Regions from separate parts of the Homo sapiens genome. Here all the other regions are linked to region 2. A link is a contact called in ENCODE Hi-C or POLR2A ChIA-PET data. All regions are on one chromosome and are shown on one strand. Each heading gives the region's core, a stretch centred on a gene start or an enhancer-like site at or near the end of the contact. The rest is flanking DNA. Distances are from core to core; before and after follow the strand shown.

Evidence for each region. Hi-C counts contacts between places; a loop is a spot of excess contacts on that map. ChIA-PET counts read pairs that join two places held with the same protein, here RNA polymerase II (POLR2A). Pooled maps may share reads with other maps.
Region 1: a loop to region 2 is called in a map with no recorded cell type, with 13 times the contacts of the local background. The contact joins the promoter of EIF2B2 here to the enhancer-like site in region 2. A Hi-C loop is called at or near these places in 1 of 37 single-sample maps with no recorded cell type and 7 of 50 pooled maps. POLR2A ChIA-PET finds 5 or more read pairs at or near these places in 1 of 52 experiments (PC-3).
Region 3: a map with no recorded cell type shows a loop between it and region 2 (4-fold over the local background). The contact joins two enhancer-like sites. A Hi-C loop is called at or near these places in 1 of 37 single-sample maps with no recorded cell type and 2 of 50 pooled maps.

What each region holds. Positions count from the first base shown.
Region 1 is chr14:75,001,066-75,004,807 of GRCh38, reverse strand. It overlaps EIF2B2 (eukaryotic translation initiation factor 2B subunit beta), which reads right to left and starts at 1,887. Exons shown (of 8, transcript NM_014239.4): 1 at 1,655-1,887; 2 at 1,413-1,533; 3 at 1,109-1,257; 4 at 1-71. The coding sequence starts at 1,817. RefSeq lists enhancers at 1,529-2,209, 2,251-2,340.
Region 2 is chr14:75,540,638-75,544,371 of GRCh38, reverse strand. The region is part of intron 2 of BATF (basic leucine zipper ATF-like transcription factor); the gene reads right to left. Among named protein-coding and RNA genes, the nearest start is that of BATF, 20 kb to the right of the region's middle. Within about 2 kb of position 2,316, at least 24 of the 41 ENCODE cell types and tissues checked have a DNase peak (open chromatin) inside an H3K27ac peak, as active enhancers do.
Region 3 is chr14:74,937,422-74,941,362 of GRCh38, reverse strand. No RefSeq gene overlaps it. Among named protein-coding and RNA genes, the nearest start is that of RPS6KL1, 16 kb to the right of the region's middle. Within about 2 kb of position 1,367, at least 11 of the 41 ENCODE cell types and tissues checked have a DNase peak (open chromatin) inside an H3K27ac peak, as active enhancers do.

The sequences.
Region 1 (3,742 bases), core at 638-3,137, 540 kb after region 2:
AATGGTCATGATCACCTCATTGGAGTGAATGTGCTCCAGAGCCTGGGCTGCAATGTTCTCCATTGTCCCTTCTGTAAGAACGGTTTTGCAAAAAAAAAAAAAAAAAAAAAAAAAAAAATATATATATATATATATATATATGAAATTGCTATATCACAAACACACATTACGCGTATACGGAAAAAGATGTCTGCCCTTCACATGCACTGCCCACCTAGCAGACCCTGGTACCACAGGGTTAATGTGCTTAAAGTGAAATGTCACAATTTCTTTTTTTTTAATAGAGACAGGGTCCCACTATGTTGCCCAGGCTGGTTTTGAACTCCTGGTCTCAAGCAATCCACTCACCTTGGCCTCCCAAAGTTGTGGGATTACAGGTGTGAGCCACCATGCCCAGCTATGTCACAATTTCTTAAAAGCCCCACTCCTCTGGGATTTTCTGCCTGCCCTCTTCCAGAAGTACCCCTACCTATGAACCACCTCTGTCACTACAGAGCTCCTTACAACTGATTTTGAAGACAGTAGATTCAGCCAAGGAATGGCAATCTGGGAAATCCTAAAGTGCTGAGAATAGGGTAAAGAGAGCTTCGGCCTAAAAGAAGTCTTCCTCCAAAAGGTGGCCACAACACTTCTACATGAGAGAGACTGGCCAGAGAAGAAAAAATGGGGGAGCAATTTGGAAGCAGCTTCTTCATCCTCTGATTACAATGAATATCTGCAAGTCACTTGGACCGCAATGACAAGGGGGATAGAAATGGTATACGTGTACGTGTGTATAAAAATTCAGATAGTGAAGGAGGTCTATCGACCTTGGCTCTCTAGGGAGTTCATTTTGTTTCTTTACAATGAAAATAAAACTCTGTCCTAATAGAGTCTGTTCCACTCCACAGATCTGTAGTCTATCAAGGGTTGGTCTGTAAGGAAAAGTAGAGAGGATTACTTTGGTCCTGTCACCTGTTGCAACATTTCCTAATCAGGAAGGAGGACAAACCTCTGAGAACCAGAAGACAGCTAATCTCCCATCTCTGCTAATGAACAACCTTCAGAGGCTTCTGTTCCCTTATGTGCCTGTGACCAGTCCCATTTTCCCAGCGATCAGGCCTCTTACCCAGCTCCACTAGCAGCTCATTAATCGCCTCAATGATGTTGGACTGGAGTTGGGCATAATGGAAGCTGAAATCCTCGTTTAGGCCTCCGGATGTCAACAGTTTGTGCAGGGACTCCTGCTGATCACTCTCGTCGCTGCGTCCATGGAGTCTATAGAGGCAACAAGACCCAAAGAGAGAGGTGGGGAGGAGTGGTCAGGCAGGTAACAAGGGCTGTTCAGCTCCAATAAAGTCTCCGAGCAGGTAGAGGGGCCCGTGCAAAAAGTGTCACTGGATCCAACCAGGAGCCCAGGACGTGAGCCTGACCTGCCATACTCCTCCCGGATAATCTTGAGCACTCTCCGCACCATGTTGCCCACGGTGGTCTCGGAGGGCTGAGCGGCCGTCATCCTCCTGCCCTCTCTGCGGATCAGCTCCATCAGCTCCCCTACAGTCCAAAAGAGAGAGGATAAGAGGAGCCAACGCGAAGTGAGGCCTGGGAAATTTTCAGCCCTGGGATCGGGAACAGACAGGGGCCAGGTTCGCCGGCGGAGGCAGGCCGGCCTCACCCGCGTTGCTCCAGCGGTGGTCCGTGATGATCTGGCGCAGCAACCCTAGGGTCTCCCGAGCCATTTCCTCGGAGCTGCGCGGCCCACCACCCCGCTTCAGGGTCTCCACGAAGCTCTCGATCCTCTCTGACAACTCCGAGCCCTTCGCTGCGGATCCCGGCATCTTTAAGGTAGCTGCCTTCAGCCTTCACCGGCGGAATCCACACCTGCCAGACCACACAGTTTGCACTTCCGGGGCGGGCGAGGTCGGCTTCCGCTGTGAGGGGATGGGGGGAAACCTCAAGTTTGAGTGGAAGCCGGCTACGCCCTTCGTTGCCGATCTCCCGCCCCCTTCCTCTGCCTGAGCCAATCAGAGACGTGGGGCTCGGGTTGTTCAGTTATAACCGGGCGTCCGCGCGCCCCCGCGCCTCGGGGGCTGGAGGATCGGAAGCGGCCTTTCTTGGCTCAGCCGACGGTGAACGGAAGTAACCCGTCAGGCCTGTAGAGGGTGGCTGGTCCCGTTGCTATGGGAGCAGCAAGTCTCTACGCGCCCCTCACCGCGACTTAAGGCTACACTGAAGAAGTTGCGGCACTCCCTCCTGTCTTCCCAGCTCGGTGACTGCCCGAGCTGTCACTCCCGAGTGTCAGCTGACACTGACGCTCTGAATGCATGTCCAGGGTCGGCTGCCCCTTGGGCAGACGTCTCACTTTTGTTCTGTTACATTGCTTGGTACCGTTTGCGCCTGTGTCTAGGAGGTTCATGTCTCTGAAAACAAGGACGATATCTTTTGTTGCTTTTGTATTCTCAAGGCCTAACACGTCTAACAGAAGACGGCGAAATTAGAGATGAGGAAGATTAAGGAGATTCAAAGTGGGAGCCAATACAGAAGCAAAGATGACATCCTCTGATTTGGACAGAATTGTCCTCCTACAGAGAGGCCAGAGAGTATAACATAATACCAAGAGTTACCATTTACTTAAAGCTTACTGGTTCTTGGGCACTGTGTGTGAATTGTCTCAGTTAATAAGGTCTGAAATAGGTCCTCTTATCCCCATTTTACAGATTGGGAAACAGACCCACAGAATTTAAGCAGTTAATAAAGGATTGGGTTCATACTTAAATCCAGGTCTACCTGAACCCAAAGTATGTGTGTAATAGAAATCTCTATTTCCTTAAGATAAATTCTTCAAAGTGGAATCCATAGGCGAGCACATTTTAGACTTTTGTTACAATTAACAAATTGCCCTCCAAAAAGATTATGTCAATACCAAAGTTAGCCAAAGGTAGTACAAAGAAAAGAAAATTACAGATTAATATCTCTCATGAACATAGAAGCAAAAATTGCAACAAATTATTAGCACATCAAATCCTGCAATACATAAAAAAAGAATAATATGTAATTACAAAGTGAAACATAAACCTGGAATGCAAAGCTGATTAAACACTTAAAAATCAATGTAATATGCCATATTAACAATCTGAGAAGTAAAACCACATGATCATGTCAATTGATGCAGGAAGAAACATTTGACAAAATTCAATATTCATGGTACAAACTCTCAGAAAACTAGAACAAAAGGGAACTTCCTGAACTCGATAAAGGGTATCTACAAAATCCTACACCTAAAAATCATACTTCACAGTAAAAGATTGCTTTCTCCCTAAGATCAGGACAAGGCAAGGATGTCTACTTTCACCACTCCTATTTAAATTATACGTGAAGTCCTAGCCCTTGCAATAAGGCAAGAAAAAGAAAAAGCATACAGAATGGAAAGAAACTGTCCCTGTTCACAGAAGACATGATAGTGTACACAGAAAATCCCAGAGTCAACAGCAACAAAAACAAAACCTCCTAGAACATAAGTTTAGCAAGGATACAAAAACTATATTTCTATGTATTAGCAATGAGCATCAGAAATTGAAGTTGAAAATACAGTTGCTCTAAAAAGCCATAAAATATGTGTCAATTTTGCTGTGTTTTAGTTTTTATTTATTGATTTGTTTGTTTATTTTGAGACAGGGTCTCACACTGTTGCCCAGGCTGGAGTGCAGTGGCATGCTCACTGCTCACTGCAGCCTCAACCTCCCCTGGCTCAAATAATCCTCCC
Region 2 (3,734 bases), core at 1,067-3,566:
GCTGGTCTTGAACTCCTGACCTCAGGGGATCTGCCCACCTTGGTCTCCCAAAGTGCTGGGATTACAGGCGTGAGCCACCATGCCTGGCTGCAGAGCTGAATTAAAAAAATAATAATAATTTTTTTTTTAAATCCTAGCCACTAGACTACTAGGGAGTGAAATTTGGATTTTTAACTAGTGCCACAGGTCATTCTAATGATCAGGCAAGTTGGAAAGCACTAGTTAAATATTATTTTAAATTTGTTTTAATTATTCAAGCACTTATTAAATGCCTATTTGTTAATGCCTGGCTCAATGCCTGGCACATAGTATGAACTCAGATGTTTGTTGACTGACAGACTTATGACATCATCTGCTGGAATGAAGAAGGTAACTCAAAAATAGGGTGGGTGGTGAGCAGATGTAAGATAACTTGACATTTAAAATTTGCCCTAAATAGGCTGGGTGCAGTGGCTCACACCTATAATCCCAGCACTTTGGGAGGCCGAGGTGAGAGGATCGCTTGAGCCCAGCAGTTTTTTGGTTTTTTGGGTTTTTTTTTTTGAGACAGTCTTGCTCTGTCTCCCAGGCTGGAGTACAATGGTGCGATCTCAGCTCACTGCAACCTCTACCTCCTGAGAGCCCAGGAGTTTAAGACCAGCCTGTGCAACATTATTGAGACCCAGTATCTACAATAATAAAAATAAAAGAAAATTAGCTATGGAGCACCAGGGGTTGGAGGCTGCAGTGAGCCATGATCATGCCACTGCACTCCAGCCTCACTGATGGAGTGAGGTCCTCTCTCAAAAAATAAAATAAAATAATAAAATAAAATTTGCCCTAACGAATCCATCAGGTGCATGAGCTGTAGGCTAATGAGGTTAATCGGTTATACTGTCAATCATCTTAAACCCCACATCCTGGGGGGGGTCTTTCTAAATGGCAGAGAAGCATATACCAACATGGCCTTGCTCATCAAGCCAGGTTCCATCATCTGTGAAGGACAGACACAAGCATGCTCAGCCTCAACCTGGCATTTCTTGAATGGGGCTCTGAGCTAGAAAGTGTGCCAAGGTCAGTACAAAGGAAGCCCCTCTAAAACGGGGCAGAGGAGTTATCAAGAGCCACGATGATGGAGTCACAGCCCTGCCTTCTGCAAGGTGTGGCCGGCTCATTCATTTTACCATTTGGGTATTTCCTGGCACATCCCAGAAGGAGGGCATCCCCTCTTTACCGAAAGGTAAGATCAAGCAACACGATGAGACTAGGGGGTGTTGGTAAGACGGGAACTGGGGGCCGGGAGTCCTGGCTCCTTCCTCTAGCCCTTTTCTTCGCCCCCTCTGAGAGTTTCCACTGGTGACAACATTTACTGTAAATTCTGTGCTCTGAAGAGCCTGGGCAAACCCCGAGGCAGAAGGGAGGGCCACTCTGACCTTCTCCCCGCCTAGAGGCTGGCCCAGCTTTCGGGAAGTGACAGCGGGTCCTTCCTCCCTAAGCAAGCTCTGCTGAGCTCACTCTAGCTCTGTCGTCTGCCTCCCCCTCCCTGGCTTGCAGATCCCAGAGCTCTAGGCAAAGTTTGTAACCGCTGCCTGCTGCCTCTAACCAGAAAACCACCGCCAGTGATAAGAAACTTGTCTTTACCTTGGGAAGCAAGAGTGCTTCCTGCTAGGGCCCCCAAGAAACCTGCCCTGCCAGCCCAGGGACCGTGCAGCCAGCCTGACACTTATGAGAGAAAGGGTTTGACTTCCCTTGCAGGAGGAAGTGGCTGATCTGGGGCCTCGTCCCTCCATGTCCCTGCTATTGCCCAGTCCCCTCTGGCCCTCCTTGGGGCAGTCATGCCCTGGAAAGGGCTCGCCCAGCTGAAGGGACAACTGGCAAAGGTGGCATGAGAGCAGCTGTTTATCCAGAGGTACAACAGTGACATCCCCTAACAATGAGGGCTGGACACCTAGAGCACAGTGAGGCTGGGAGGAAATGCAGCTTCTCCCATATGCATGTCTTCTGCTACTGAGAGGGGTGGGGGTGAGCCTGCATTTGGGCATCCATGTACCCATCTTTCTCCTATTCAGAATTCATCCAGGTCCATCAGACTCCTCACAATAACGCTCTGTGTGGGATAGGGAAGGTCAGCTGTTATTATCCCCACTCTACAGATGAGGACAACTGAGACCCTGGGACAAACCTATGCCACATACCCTCCAAAATGACCACAGGCTGGTGACAGCTGTGCTATAGGATTCACCTCAAGGCACTTGTTTTCTCAGAAGTTCAGAAACTTTGAGTGTTTGATGCAAAGACTCATTGCCCGCGAGGGAGGCGCAGAGCAGGGCTTGGCTCGGGGCCCTGTGTTCCTTCTCTCACACTGACTGCTTCCCCCGAGAGACTGGAGACTTGAGTGGGCAAAGGTCTCCCGAGAACACTAGAAAGTTGGCCAGGTGCTGTGGCTCACGCCTGTAATCCCAGCACTTTGGGAGGCTGAGGTGGGCAGATCACTTGAGGTCAGGAATTCAAGACCAGCCTGGCCAGCATGGTGAAGCCCTGTCTCTACAAAAAATACAAAAATTAGCCGGGCGTGGTGGCGCATGCCTGTAGTCCCAGCAACTCCGGAGGCTGAGGCAGGAGAATCACTTGAACCTGGGAGGCAGAAGTTGCAGTGAGCCAAGATTTTACCATTGTAGTTCAGCCTGGGCAACCCAGCAAGACTCTGTCTCAAAAAACAAAACAAAACAAAACAAAAAAATAAGTCCTTGGCTACCCTGTTGTCTCCCAGGAGAAAGCTGGGTCTCGGTTTTGGTGACCCACACACAACACAACACAACACAAGATCCCTGAGTCACTCACATTCTTCCAATCATAGAGCTGACCATCTGCCTCCTGGGCTGCATGGAGAGGGGGTCACCTGGCCAGATATTCTGGACAAGGGCTGACTCGAGGCCAGACCTTCCTCCAGACACAGAGCCAGGTCCTGAACTCATGACCACGGTGAGCTCCATCAGCGGTAAATGGGAATAGGAACTTGGGCCCTGGTCCTGGCTGGGTGATCCTCAGTGACTCGATTTCCCTATTCAGCTCCAGTTGCCTCACTTTAAAATGGAAAGACTGGACCAAAACAATGATTCTCAACCTCATCCACACACTGGGGTCCCCTGGGGAGCTTTAGCAATCCTGATGCCTGATTCTGATCTAATAGGTCTAAGGTGTAACCTGGCTCAATTTATACGAAAAAGGTGGATAGAAACCAAAATTTTTTTAAAAAAATAGCCTAGGTTAACTTAACTATCATTTATTTGTTTATTTAATTTTTGAGACAGAGTCTCTCTCTGTTGCCCAGACTGGGAGTGCAGTGGTGCAATCTCAGCTCACCGCAACCTCTGCCTCCCTGGTTCAAGCAATTCTCCCCACCTCAGCCTTCTGGGTAGCTGGGGTTACAGGTGCCCGCCAATACACTTGGCTAACTTTTTGTATTTCTAGTAGAGACGGGGTTTCACCATGTTGGCCAGGCTGGTTTTGAACTTCTGACCGCAAGTGATCCGCCTGCCTCAGCCTCCCAAAGTTCTGGGATTTCAGGCGTGAATCATCCATGCCTGGCCAATAACTAACATTTATTGAATACTTCCGTGTGCCAATCACTCTTTTAAGTATTTTATGGTTATCATTACATTTGATATTTTCAACAAACTTGTGTGGTAGAAAATATTATCTCCGTTTTACAGAAGAGGAAAAACAGAGGAACAGAGAAGTTAAGTCACTGGCTC
Region 3 (3,941 bases), core at 118-2,617, 600 kb after region 2:
GCCCCGGAGGTCGCCCAACCTGCTTCTACAGCACCCTGGGGTCGCCCCTTCCCTAACGAGGAGCTCCCAAGATGTAGTTTTGTTTCCAAAGTTGAGGAGAGGCTGGTCCCAGCCACTTTTTAACAGCATCAAGAGCACAATCTCCTCCTCTCCCAGGGCTTAGGGCTGCCCCAGCCCAGTGCCGCAAGGACTCCCGAACTCCTCCGGCCCTCCTGATAGACATCCTGGGCTGGGTCTCAGGGCGCTGAACGGCAGCACGTATAGCCTGCTCGGGCTGCTGAACAGACGCAAGGACCAGCAGATGCTGCCCGGATTTCTCTGCCTTTTACCCCCCAGTTCCTTCCGTCTTCCTCCTCAGTGCTTTGGCAGGAAAAAAATAAATCTTCTTATTATTTTTTAATGGTTTTTTTTTTGAGACGGAGTCTCCTTCTGTCGCCCAGGCTGGAGTGCAGTGCCACAATCTCGGCTCACTGCAACCTCCACCTCCCAGGTTCAAGCGATTCTCCTGCCTCAGCCTTCTGAGTAGCTGGGATTACAGGCGTGCGCCACCATGCCCGGCTAATTTTTGTATTTTTAGTAGAGACAGGGTTTCACCATGTTGACCAAGCTGGTCTTGAACTCCTGACCTCAAGTGATCCACCCGCCTCAGCCTCCCAAAGTGCTGGGATGACAGGCATGAGCCACCATGCCAGGCCTATTTTTTTTTTAATCCAAACCACTTACTATCAAACTCCACTCTGCTTCTGACCTGCAAGGGGTGTGTGTGTGTGTGTGTGTGTGTGTGTGTGTGTGTGTGTGTGTCTGTGTGTCTGTGTCTTTGATGTTATATGCTGCTATATGTATTGGGGGAAGAGAAGTTCCCCCATTCTCTCCTCAGCCTCACTTCCTCATTTGAGGCTGCTGAGGAGAAACCCACAGGGACCCAGGGGCACAGGGGCCTGCCTGGGGCTTTGAGGGGAGCTGGGGATGTCCAGCGGAGTGGGGTGGCCCTGCTGAGGCAGCTGTCCTTGGTGCCCTGTTCACCGAGGCCTGGGGACTCTGCAGGACACGCTGGTCAGAATGTGCTTCTGGCTGTGGTCATAGACGGGTGTGAGTCAGCCCCAGGAGACATACTTTGCCAAAGAAATGCACTTCCTCTCCTGCCTCTCCTCTCTTTAGCTGCAGCTGTTCTGAGCTGTTGCCTTTGACCCACTGTGAACTGGGAAGAGCACCCATCCCCTCCCACTGGCCAGGCCTCTAGCTCAGCCCTGAGGACCCCAACCCAGGCCCGGTAGCATCTTCAAGGCTTTTGGCTCCATAAGGTCACCCACATGGCGGGCAGCCTCCCGACCCAGGCCAGTGACCCCTGTAGAGAGCAAGACAGAAACCAGAAAAGCTCCTGGAAGCCAGAAGCAAAACTCCACATCCGTGGGCAGGAGCCTCGCAGCAGGAATGGGTAGGAAGGAGCCAGCTGGCCTACTTGACTATATTGGCAGCCGTTCCAGCCATTTAGGTCCTAGAGGGATTTGCTTGTCATCTATTTGTGGAGCACCCTCTGTGTCCTAGACACTGACTAGGCATCCAGGATCCAGTGGGGACAGACACACAGGACCCTGCTCTCGTGGACCACACATGCGAGGGGAGAGACAGCCCATGCTCTAGTGCCAGAGGGTACTGGGTGGGCCTTTTCTGCTGCTCGAATGGGTGGCCGGACTCAGAGCTAAGGAAAAAGGGCCTTGAGTACCCCATATTCTAAAACAAAGGAACCATTTGAGACTAGGCCCATTTGCCTACAGGATTTATTAAGAGATGGTTAAAGCAATTCTGCTATGCCCCCAAATCTCCCAGCACCCCCTTCCTCAGTCTCCATAAGCAGAAGACCAGGACAGGGGAAGGAAGAGAGAGGGAGATGGGTCACTGGAGTCCTGGGGTGCTGACTCCCTCCCCTCCTCTCCCTGGATCTGGATTTGCTGTTGAGATCAGCCCACGCGCCATCTGGACAGGGAGGTTGGGGGAGGGCAGGATTGAAGAGGCAGAGACAGACAGGGCAGGGACTCCTTGGGGCACCCAGCAGTCGTTGCCCATGGGTCAGGTGGACATGGCGGAAGGTGCATGTCCTTGAGCTGTCTTGTCCATGTCCTCCCAAGAGGGAGGCCTGCAGCTGTGCAGACCCACAGTCGGTAGGCTGTTGGGTGGAGGTTGGGGCAGTGGCTGAGTGGTGGGGTGAGAGATATAGAGCTGAAGGGACCTCTCACATCAGGGAACAGTGGTGCGAGGTGGCCCTGTGGTGAACCCACAAGAGAGTTAGCATCTGAACGCCATCATGCCGGGAACATTCATAGCCAGAGAAGAAATGGCCACAGCTGACAGGGACTTTCCTGAAAGCTCTCCCTCCCCATCTGTGTGAAAGAAGAGAAAAGGGGAGAGAAAAGGAGGAGGAGAGAGAGAGAGGAGTGGGGGTACAGGGGCAAACTACACCCCTCCCCACTCCCCTGGGCCAAATCCAGACCCTGCCTGGGGAAGGGAAATGGTTAGTCTTGGTTAGATGGACCAGCCTAGATGGGGCTGGGCCTTTAATAAGCTAAAGCAACAGGAATACTAGAAGATCTGCCCAAGATACTGTTACGGGACAGAAAAAGGAGAACCAACATAGTTCATCTAGAAGCAATGATGGAAGGGGGAAAAAAACTTGCTCAATAAGCAAGTTACCCATATAAACAAATACATTAATAAGAAAATGTCTTGCTGCCAAAATGCGTTCTCTCATATTAGAGATGCTCTTGAATTATTTTACATTCCTCCTCTTAAGAGGTGAAGTGTCTTCCCTCTGTTTGAATCTGAATTGGCCTGGGTCTGCGTTGATCAGTAGACTATAGCAGAAGAGACCCTATACTTGTTTCAAGTCTAGCTTTCAAGAGGACTGGCAGCTTCTGCCTTGGTCTGTTGGAACCCTATGCTATCATGTAAGATGTCCAACTACCCTGAGGTCACCATGTTGGAAGGAAGCTCAAGCTGGCCGTATAGAGATGTGGAAAAAGAGAGAGAGAGAGAGACTCAGCCAACCCCAAGCTATTCCAACCCGCAGCCATTACAGTTATCTTAGCAGATGCCCCAGATCTTACAGAGCAAAGACAAGCTGTATCCACTGTGCCGTTTGATTTCCTTGATGCACAGAAACATAAAATACTATAATAACAAATTGTTTTGAGGTAGTTTGTTATGCAGCAATAAGAAACCAGAACAGAAAATAAGGAAAGGTGAAGAGATAGCGTTGGGGGGAAGGTACTCTAGGTCAGGAGGTTATGGATGGCATCTCTGTGGAGATGACATTGATGGTAAAGTTTGAAGGACAAGAAGGAGTTGGTCATGTAAAGATCAGGGATAAGAGCACTCCAGAGGGCACAGCTGGTGGAAAGTGCTGGAAGGAACCCCAGTGTGGCTGGAGCATGATGGGCAGGGAGGGGGGATATGGGATGTGATGTTGGAAGTAGCCAGGGGCCAGACCATAAAGGGCTTTGCAAGTCAGGGTAAGGAGTTCAAATTTTGTTATAATGTGAGATAAACCACTGCAGAGTTTCAAACAGGGGAATGAAATGACATTAGATACATTTTTTTCTTTTTGAGACAGGGTTTCACTCTGTCACCCATGCTAGAGTGCAGTGGCACAATCTCCGCTCACTGCAGCCTCCACCTGCCGGGTTCAAGCGATTCTCATGCCTCAGCCTCCTGAGTAGCTAGGACTACAGGTGCACACCACCACACCTGGCTAATTTTTGTGTTTTTATTAGAGACAGGGTTTTGCCATGTTGGCCAGGCTGGTCTCAAACTCCTGACCTCAAGTGATCCACCCACCTCAGCCTCCCAAAGTGTTAGGATTACAGGCGTGAGCCACCACACCCAGCCATTAGGTACATTTTTGAACAATCACTCCACCCACTATGTGGAAAATGGTCTCTAGGAGT